2 separate regions of the Homo sapiens genome follow, and region 1 is linked to region 2. The links are chromatin contacts, found by Hi-C or POLR2A ChIA-PET in ENCODE. All regions are on one chromosome and are shown on one strand. The core of a region is the stretch at or near the end of the contact, and the rest is flanking DNA. Distances in the headings are between cores, read along the strand shown. Region 1 has its middle 410 kb from the start of LINC00924. Region 2 has its middle 350 kb from the start of NR2F2-AS1.

The links. Hi-C counts contacts between places; a loop is a spot of excess contacts on that map. ChIA-PET counts read pairs that join two places held with the same protein, here RNA polymerase II (POLR2A). Pooled maps may share reads with other maps.
Region 1: a loop to region 2 is called in a map with no recorded cell type, with 9 times the contacts of the local background. The contact joins two enhancer-like sites. A Hi-C loop is called at or near these places in 6 of 37 single-sample maps with no recorded cell type and 4 of 50 pooled maps. POLR2A ChIA-PET finds 5 or more read pairs at or near these places in 1 of 52 experiments (A673).

What each region holds. Positions count from the first base shown.
Region 1 is chr15:95,843,346-95,848,573 of GRCh38, forward strand. No RefSeq gene overlaps it. Among named protein-coding and RNA genes, the nearest start is that of LINC00924, 410 kb to the left of the region's middle. Within about 2 kb of position 3,051, at least 10 of the 41 ENCODE cell types and tissues checked have a DNase peak (open chromatin) inside an H3K27ac peak, as active enhancers do.
Region 2 is chr15:95,970,225-95,975,362 of GRCh38, forward strand. No RefSeq gene overlaps it. Among named protein-coding and RNA genes, the nearest start is that of NR2F2-AS1, 350 kb to the right of the region's middle. Within about 2 kb of position 1,952, at least 4 of the 41 ENCODE cell types and tissues checked have a DNase peak (open chromatin) inside an H3K27ac peak, as active enhancers do.

The DNA of each region.
Region 1 (5,228 bases), core at 1,801-4,300, 130 kb before region 2:
ATGCATGAAAACCAAACCATCTCCCCAGAGAGGATAAGGAGCAGATCCCATGACTCTGCACTTGTCCTTCATCTACCCTTTTCCCTCAAGCCACATGTCCACTCCACACCCTCATCAGGATCCCAGCCCAGTCCACCCTTACTCCCCAACTAAAGGGAAGATAGTTCTTTCTCCTGGGGCCGTGATGTGAGGCCTGGGAGGAAATGTTGTCTTTTGGGAAATAGCAAAATTGTGTGACTACATTAAAGTCAACACTATTTATCTTCACCTCTTGTCCTATGGGCTGACAAAGGGACACCACTGTTGGGCCCAACCCCCGTGCACAGCTGCAATAGAAAGAAGGCAGGGACTGGTACTTTCAAGTGTCAGACCTTTTGTGCTGACTAGTTTATGAGGCTGATGTCAAGCACTGCAGTCAATGAAGTCTTTGTCCTAGGTGTACAGGGCAGGACAGTGGAAAAACTGTCCTCTCTCATATCCCAGGCCCATCCATCTTCCCTTCACCCTGTTTCTCAACTTTCCTATCTCTTAAGCTGACGGAGAGAGGATCCCTCCTGGGTTAATGTACTGGAAAATTGCTCTGCATGTATATGAGGAGGTCCTTTCCAAATGAAAGAAAAAAAGAAAGAAAAAAAAACTGGGAAGAAGAGTCGTTTTTCCCACTGAACTCGTTGGCCTTATGCTTGTGGGTCTGACCCTGATTAAGAAAATCTCAATGTCCTGCTAGGAGGTTTATTGTGAAGTTTGGCAGAACGCACTTCCGATTGAATTTTTTTTTATTATTTGTAATCAGAAAGTGGTTTTGAACAGCTCCCATCACCCACCCCACCACCAACTACCCTGACCTCAAGTGTGCACGTGTGCACACACATGAACACACACACACACACATCCAAGACCTTGCCTTTGAAGAGACTCCATATGCTTACATCCAATTCACCTTGGAATAATCTATTCTCCTCCATGGGGCTGGTTTCCCCAAGGCAATTGCATATAAATAGCAAACAGATTGTTTTCATGCAGTTACATGGAAAGTTAGACTGCATGAACTTTGTTATGCATGGAACCCAGAAGAGCGGGTGTTACGTGATATCACTCGATTATTTTTACTTTTTTTCTAGCTAAAAATAATATCCTCTATTTTCTAAGCTTCTTCCCCCACTCACAGGTTTTATTCCTCTATGGGAGGCCTTAGGTTAAAACAAAAAGTCATGCTAGTGGTTAAGGCATCAAGTATGTATGCTTCTGAAATAAAAGCTGGCAGTGGCACCAAGGGATTTTATAAAACCCAGCTGAGTCCTTCCAGAAACTTCCATGCAAAATTTATGGGAAATGGAAACACATAACCTGAGTAATTGTAACCAATGCAAAATGTGTGTTTTAGATGCCAGTAGACACACAAATGTTCTTCTGGGAAATAAAAAAAAGTAGTGGGGGTTTGGGGATTTGGGGGCAAGTGAGGATTGTTAATGGGTAAGAAAACAATAGAAAAGATGAATAAAACCTAGTATTTGATAGCACAACAGGGTAACTACAGTCAATAATAATTGTATATGTTATAAGTTAAAGAGTATAATTGGATTGCTTGTAACACAAAGGGTAAGTGCTTGAGGGGATGATACCCCATTTTTCATGATGTGGTTATTATTTACTGCATTCCTACATTAAAATATCTCATGTACCCCATACATATACACACCAACTATGTACTCACAAAATAATTTTTAAAAAAATAAAAAGAATTTAGCAGCTTAGTGCATTTTTTGTTGTTTCACCCCCATTTTCCAGTAACTACTTTATGATTTCATTAATTATTAATTTGGCCAGAGACATTGGAAATAGGGCATTTTACACATTTAAAATGTACTTATCTTTATTTATAAATCTGTTTATTTTCTCCTGTCTTTGGTGACAGGAGAAAATAAAACCTAAGACTTTTAAAGGATCATAAAGAGCATAAAAGTGACTCAAACAAAAAAAGGTCAATAAAAGAGTGAAATCAATGTTCACCGCTCAACCTCCCGTGGATGGTGAGTTCTGTCCTCGTGTTGAGTTTAGGACATCAATGACTGAGGCAAAACACCACATCAAGTTATAATCTCCTGACGACTGAATGATCAAATTGTCTCTCTTGTTAGGAAGTTTGTTACACAGTTACAACTGACTTTTTATTCTGTTGGCGATGTGAAAAGTTGACAAGTTTTTGTGAAATGACTCCATTCTACCACACAAAGCAGTTCCTGGGTTTGTTCTTCCTCTCTTAATCTTTCTCATTCTATACTTCTCACTAAGATTTTTCCCCATAGAAATCTAATTTTCTTTTCTGCAGTTTCAGATGCTGCTCCACTGACAACCATGGGGCTCATTTAAATATTTAGCAAGATTATAAAATGAAATGGGGTGAAGCTGACAAATCACACCCAGGAGAGGGCGGGGAGAGTCGTTAAGTCAAACACAGACGTTAATAGGAACCCCTAATCTCTTAGCCTGTCCCCTTTTGTGGAAGGAGGTCAGAAGCACTTGGTCCCCAGGCCGGCTCCCTAAAGACTCTTAACAAGCAGATGTTACTGTAACATGCTCAGGGAATCAAGCATAAATATGACCCTTGACCCCGGTTGTCAGCTGATCCACTGAGTCTCTTAGAAATATACTCTTAACTTTTCTAAACTCCCACTCTTTCCCACCATCCCCCTCCGTTTCGCCCGGCGCCTCCGCCTCGGGTTTCTATGCCTGTGTCTCCAGCTTTGGAGCTTGCACAGTTGCTCTCAGTGTGACCTTTCTCTTCACAGAGGTCAAAGGCCCGAGACCCTAGGCTGGCCTCTTTTCTTGCTAAAGGCCAGCTGATGAATCATTCCCAACTTGAAGGGAACAGAGGAGAAGGGAGGGCTCTGAAGGCCTTTTGAGAGAAACAACTGTGGCCTATACATCAGCACTGATGCTGTTCTGACACTTTGAAAACTCACGTTCCTCTCTGGGAACCACAGGGAGAAGGGAAGAGAGGAGGGACAGAAAGGTCTCCCTCACTAGGATAGAATAAATAGGAACAAGAACACAACACCAGGCTTCGGGGTTGTGTAATGGGACACTGTTCAGGAGAGAGAGAGAGAAATATAAACACTCTTCAACACACACGTACGAATCCTCCCTTAGGTTTCAGTTTTCAGGGTCACATTTCACAAAACAAGAAAAAAAGTGTGTGCTTTTCCCCCACTGCAATGAGTTTGGTCAAGAGGATTTTGATGAACTATTCAGAATTTTCTTGCTTGTAATTTAGAAAAATATTGGTGATTTAATTTTTAATAATAAATTATGTATATATGTCTCCTTTAAGACAAACCCATCATGGTAGAATGGGGACGGAGGGGTTGGAAGCTATGACAGCTGCCTAAATTACCTAGAAGGCTTGAGATTCTTTATTGCTCTATTTTTTCTATATATAATGTTCTGGTTTTGACTTTTAATCTGTGAGTGGTGGGTATTTTACCTGCAGTCATTTAGAGAGTCTTCAGTAGCCTACAGGAAAGGTAGGGTTTGAGAATGTCACTGTGGGGCACAAAATGCAGGAGGCTGATTCAGCTGACTGTTCAGGCCCCAGCGTGAAAGAAGCCCTAAGACAGTTCCCACGAGGAGCCCCAAGGGAGCCACACTGCTTGGACCAGGACCTGATTTTGCAGTTTGGAATCCACCAATTTACAGGTCGTCCAAGAATTAATTGTTGTGATTCTCTTTCACCTTTTCTTTCTTTTTCTTTCTCTTTCTTTTTCTTTTTTTCTTTCTTTCCTTCCTTCCTTCTTTCTTTCTCTCTCTCTTTTTCTTTCTTTCTTTCTTTCCTTCCTTCTTTCTTTTTTCTTTCTTTCCTTCCTCCCTTGTTTTTCTTTTTCTCTTTCTTTCTTTTTCTTTCTTTTCTTTCTTTCTCTTTCTCTCTCTTTTTCTTTCTGTCTCCTCTCTTTCTTTCTTTCCTTCCTTCCTTCTTTCTCTTTCTTTCTTTCCTTCCTTCCTTCTTTCTTTCTTTTCTTTCTTTCTCTTTCTTTTTCTTTCTTTTCTTTCTCTTTTTCTTTTTCTTTCTGTCTCTCTCTCTCTCTTTCTTTTTTTTTTTTTGTTTGTTTGTTTGTTTTGCTCTTATTGCCCAGGCTGGAGTGCAATGGCGCGATCTTGGTTCACCACAACCTCCACCTCCCGGGTTCAAATGATTCTCCTACCTCAGCCTGCCTAGTAGCTGGAATTACAGGCATGTGCCACCACACCCAGCTAATTTTGTATTTTTAGTAGAGACAGGGTTTCTCGATGTTGGTGAGGCTGGTCTCTAACTCCTGACCTCAGGTGATCCACCTGCCTCGGCCTCCCAAAGTGCTTGCATTACAGGTGTGAGCCACTGCGCCCGGCTTCTCTTTCACCATTTTAAGAAATTCAAAGAAGAACTAAGGAACAAGCTATGCTCTCCAACATAGTGCGGGTTTGGAAAAAAATTTGATTCATATCGTCTTATCAAAACTTTTTAAAAATGGCCTTATATTAGGCTTTGCTAACGCCACATTTCTTGCATTAAATTGACTTTAGTAAGATACAAAATTAAAAATAGGAATATTTCCATTTGCTTAGAAAATATGTTAATGAATAGAAATGCTCTCGCTTCCTTGCTTTTTCTTTCCTTCCCTTTTTGCTCCTTATCTGTTTCGTTTTGTTGTTGTTGTTGGCGGCGAGGAAGTGATCAGGGCATTGACTAAATACTGGAGATACTGTTTTCTAGATAATAGTATTAAAAAATATAAGCTGAGAGAATAAAGAAATTATTTATGCTCAGAATCTCTATTACTGGACAAGGCAGCCCAGAGATGATACCTCTTCCTAATTTCTATTATGACTTTCCATTGCTTTCATCTAGGTTCTTAAGATTTTATGTACAAACACCCAAACACTGAAGGTTATGTTCCCTTGCTTCTTCGATGGCATCTAACTCAGGACTTCTCAAACTTGGCTGATCATCAGAAACACTTGCTCATTTCTAAAACATGCATATTTCTGGGCCAGATCCCATTTTTATTAAATAATTATATCTGTGGATTTTTCTAGAGAATTTATGTACTTTATACATTATCCAGGTGATTCTTTTTGAAATTAATTTATTAATTATACTAAAGCACACATTAATGGTGTGCAAAAAGAGGTTTTGAAATATGTATACCTGTGGAATGGCTAAACCTAGGTAATTAACATATGTGTTATCTTAC
Region 2 (5,138 bases), core at 702-3,201:
AGGAGGGAGGGAAGGAAGGGGGAAGGAAGGAGAGAGAGAAACAGAGGAAAGCTGAAAGGGAAAAGAAGTTATTCTTATAATGATTCTCTGTTATAAACACATTTTGAGCAGATTGTAAAAAGCAATTCAACAGAAATTAGATTACAAAGAGCACACAGTACGCTAAGTGTGACTGTATTATACAAACAGGGAATTAATTAGTTTAGAACATGGTTTTTCCATTAAGATCTGCAAACATGTGAGTCTTATTGGTGACAGTCTTGGGTCTTTCCCTTAAGGTCATGTGAGCCCTGGCAGCATGACGTTTCTAGGCTATGGTCCTGGCCCACTAGTATCCACTGCAATTAGTCACTTGATCTTTAGGCAGTGACACCTGGATTCGTGGGGGGAATTTCTACATCATTAGAAGAAAACTGCTTACTTCCATTTCAGCATTTGTTTAATCAGTGGACATAGGCAGTGACATTTCAGTTAGGCTGGTACAAAATGGTAATGGAACACTTCCTCATAGGTTTTTTGGTCAAATTTTCCCTCCAAAAATAAAGAAAATGGTTTTAATTTTACATTAATGCATTAAACCACTTACTAATAATTCTAATAATCAACAGCTAATAGATCTGTGGAGTGTTTCCATCACTCTGATAGCTTATTGGGCCATACTACAAATGTATTATTTTATTTTAATATGATCACATTGGATTTGATTTGCTTGGGCTGTTATAAAAAGGCTTCGTGGTAATCTCTGGTTGTAAATCATGGACACCTGGCAGTTTGTTGGGGTTTTTTTGCTCGTTTTTTTTTTTTTTTTTTGAGATGGAGTTTTGCTCTTGTCACCCAGGCTGGAGTGTAGTGGCGCGATCTCGGCTCAATGCAACCTCCGTCTCCCAGGTTCAAGCGATTCTCCTGCCTCAGCTTCCCGAGTAGCTGAGACTACAGGCGCCAACTACCACGTGTGGCTAATTTTTGTATTTTTAGTACAGACGGGGTTTCCCCATGTTGGCCAGGCTGGTCTCGAACTCCTGACCTCAGGTGATCCACCCACCTCGGCCTCCCAAAGTGCCGGGATTACAGGAGTCAGCCATCGCGCCTGGCCCTGGCAGTATTTTTTTTTAATGTACCTGTATTCAGATGAAAAGAGGCTAGAAAGATGTTTAAGAACTCCAAGCATTCTAAATACAAATAACATATGATGAAAACTTCAGATTTACAGTTGACAAGTTTGGCCAGAGCTGAGAGCATTCATAATATATTGTTTTATCTTTATCATAACCCTATGAGTTCAGTAATAGTTTTTCTATTTAACATAGTAGGACATTTAGCTTCAAAGAAGTGAAACAATTTGTTTAGTGTTGCACATATGAGAAAGAACTGTATTTCAACTCTGGTGTGAATTCAAACTTGAAGTCCATACGCTTTCCGTTTTCCACTGCTGCCTGTATGGACGCACGCACACGAACAGTACTGATACTGTGAAAGGAAAGTATGATGAAATTGAAGAACATAAGCAAAGGGGTGCCCATCCCTCAGGGCTGGTGCTGCCTGCTCTCTTCCTCACGGTTACCTAAAAATTCATCACGAGGAATCAAGGAATCCAGGAGAGGCACTTTCTATTACAACTCTGCTAGCAACTGGATTTCCATCACAAGTACCAACAAGGAAATACCCGTGCAAGCCTTCATAAGGCCCTCCAATCTCATGCCCGATTTCTTCCTACACAATAACCCCATGCCTGCCGCTCTTGTAATGAGAGCAGCTTTGCCACCCCCTAGTCCTCTCGTTTTAATTTCTGCTCTGTAGCATCCTTTATCACAAGGGAAGCACAGACTCAGCCATTCTCCCAGCATCTCTCCATTATCAAATACACTTCTTGTTCCCACTACTGGCTGCTTGGGGAGATGTTAACTGATTCCCTGGTTTAAATCTGCAGCACTTCAAAAGACTTTTCTGTCTTCACTAGCGCCAGTGCCTGGCACATGGCCACAGCCAGGAAGCTGAGGTTTGCTCTTGAGTCCCAATGCAATCATGCACTGTCTGCTTCTCGCTGCTCCCAAGTTCTGAAAGTGTTTTCAAAAATCCTCTGTGTTGCAAGAATGAAAATTGACTCAAGATAGCCAGAACCATCCAGCTGCTGAGAAAAACCTATCTGCAACAGAGCGATTAGAGAGGAACGTTTCTGCTGGAGGAAGGGCAGGACTTGAATAGCCAGCGAAGTCCTTCTGTGAAGAAGGAGAAGTGAGGAGGCCGGGATGACTTCTCCTCATTCCAGCATTTATTAGTCACTGACTCTGCACCACAGTAGGCTGTGGCAGTGCAGAGCTTCCACAAAGAAACACATGCTCCTGAACATCTGGCAGTGGACAAATCAACCACGCAACAAATATGATCCTGGAGGTGCCTGGGCAAGGGGCTGGAGACAACTGGAAGAGAGACACAATGCCTGTCCTCAAGGAGATGACTTCTTCAAAGAAAGAGAGGGCAGACAAATTCATCTTTATAATGGTTAAAGAGAAGCACGCCTGGCTTGCCTTGTGTTTGGCAGGGTGGGGGGCACGCATGCCTGCCCATTTGCGTGTGTCTCTAGTCAGTGTGAGGTTATGGCAGGAAAGGCAGGGTTGTCTTAAACAGGCTTTAACTGTAAGGATATGGGCACTGTACGCAATGAGAGTATCTCATACAACTAGACCAGCAGCCTGGAGGTTGGGGACATTCACACCACTTGAGCCCCTAGCATATTCCAAAGGGAGTGGGGCTTGGAGATCAGACTGCAAGATAAAAGTGCGACGGAGAGGAGGCAGGCCTCAATGCTGCAGGACTGGGCCTGGACTTGCTCTCTGCAGGGTTTCTTAATTTTCTGTTTAGAGAGTGGTCTGGTTAGTTCTGCATCTTAGAAAGGTCCCTCTGGCCACCATAGAAAAGCGGGATCAAAGCCAGTGAGACCTAAGGCAGAGGAGTCAGTGAAAGAGTCCAAAACAATTGTTCCAAAAAGAGGCCACTGGGGCCTGAGTATCGGGAGCACTGAGGCCCAGCTTTGCCCTCGTCAGTCCTGCAAGACACACTGATCAGTTAGATGGGAGACTAGAGGGGAGAGATGAACTGAGGGTGACTCCTGGTTTCTGTCTTAAATGTCAGGGAATAATAGCAGATAAAGAATGTATATGTGTGTTGCGGGTGGAGTGGGGCAAAGAGGATGCTAACTCTTCATGAATAGCCAGAAGATGAATTTAGAAGTCCCTGGATATGCCCATCACGAGCTTAGGTGAGATGTTAGGGATTCTAGGTCCAGATTTGGGAGACAGAAGAACGGACAAGGTTGCCCAGGATTTTGCAAAGGATAGAAACTCCAGGGAGCATATCTTCTCAAGTAGCAGAAGGCTCAAAAAATTTCAGTTATCTCAAAGGGGCAAATGTGCTGCAAGATGTAGAAGGCAGCAGAAGGCTGAATTGGGGACCTTCTTGACAGCCCTCTCTGCCCAAGGTCCTGTCAGGTCAGCTGAGCCTGCTTGTATGGCCCTTGAAGCTCAGTGATCAAATGAGCACAAAGGAGATAATAACTAACAGCTAGTTTATAAGGATGAAGAGAAATTTGCATACAGTATATACAAAGTGCTTAGTACATAACTGGTGCTTGAAAACAGGCATTATATTTTCGTGTGTGTGTGCGTGGTGTGTATGTGTGTGTGTGTGTGGTGTGTATGGGTGAGAATGGATAAGCCCCCTTTTTCCCCTTCTTTCTGATCCATGGGAGACTCAGCGTTTTGTTCTGACTGGTGCAAAAGGCAATGAAGAGTGGAGAACAACAGGGCAAATTGTCCAAGCATAACTCTGCTGTGGTTCATAGAGGAAGTAATGAGTGGGCAGGAGCACAGCTAAAGACTGCGCTCCCCCGACCCCTGCCTGGTTCCAGAGCCTCAGGGCCCCGCAGCAGAGGGGCTGTGAGGGGAATTCAGCAGGGAGGTTCCTTTTCCCTTCCCAGTTTCAAAGATTAGAGCACATTGTGAGAGATCTACCAATAAAACTGAAAACAGCACGCTGATGATACTTCTGTCTTGCAAGGAGGAGGTAGGCAGAACCATCCTAGGTTTTTTTTTCTAGGAAAATCTATACCTAAGATTAAGAAAAAGCCAAACAATAAAGTGTGTTCATGAATTTATCAAGAAAACAGAGCCTGTCCCCCGCAAACACCAGGGCTGTTGATAGATTTAATAGATACAAAAGTGGGTTCTTAAGAGATTGAGCAGAGGGACATTAAGGTGCTCCACGAGGATCTTTAAAATTCATTTGTTCCAAAGAAGCAGACACTGTCTCTTACACCAGCATCACTACTGGGAGCATCCTTAGTTAGAACTGACAGCCATGGAATTAAGTAAGAAGCACAAAAGACCAACCCCTAAGAGGAAGTAGCTATACAAAAGAATTTTCACAAACACTTCCAAAAAAAAAAAAGTAACTTCTTTGCTTGATGAGGCTGATCAAGATAAAAGATTCACTAAATTAGTACAGTTTCTACAAAAGGCCATAAGAGAGACAATAGATGAGGGAAAAAAAAGAAATTTAAATCAGGCTTGGGTTATGCCAAATAGAGACTGTCTAATTAAACAAAGAAATAAGATGAAGTTAATGTACAGGAACTTTTCCTCATATAGGAGGAAAATAAAGCCTGACAGTTTAAGTAGGAAAGTTTATGATCATTTTTAAAGGAAGATAAGAAAGGCTAAAGACAGAAGATTATTTGATATCAGACAGTTTATTCATTTGCACGTAGACAGATATTCTTTCTTAACACGAAGCATGAAATCTTATGGCCATGAAGCTTCAGGGCCCAGGCATGGAGAGTCAGTTTACAGCTACAAAGACATTTAACAAATCAGTTGGATGAAGATTGCTAGTTGCCCACAAAAATCTATCCTTCCCTACTTCTGGGTCATATGGATAAACCACATTTCCTTGCCTCCCTTGCAGTTAGATGTGGTCATATGACTGACTTATGGCCAAAGAATATGAGAAGAAGTAATGTGTGCCATTTCCCAGCCTGGGCCTTGGGTCGTTGCCTCCTCCATGCCTCTATCTCCTTCCTGCTGGCTGGAACTCAGTAGGGGCTGTGACCTATCTTCAACTGGAAACTCCCCACAGAAGGAGCC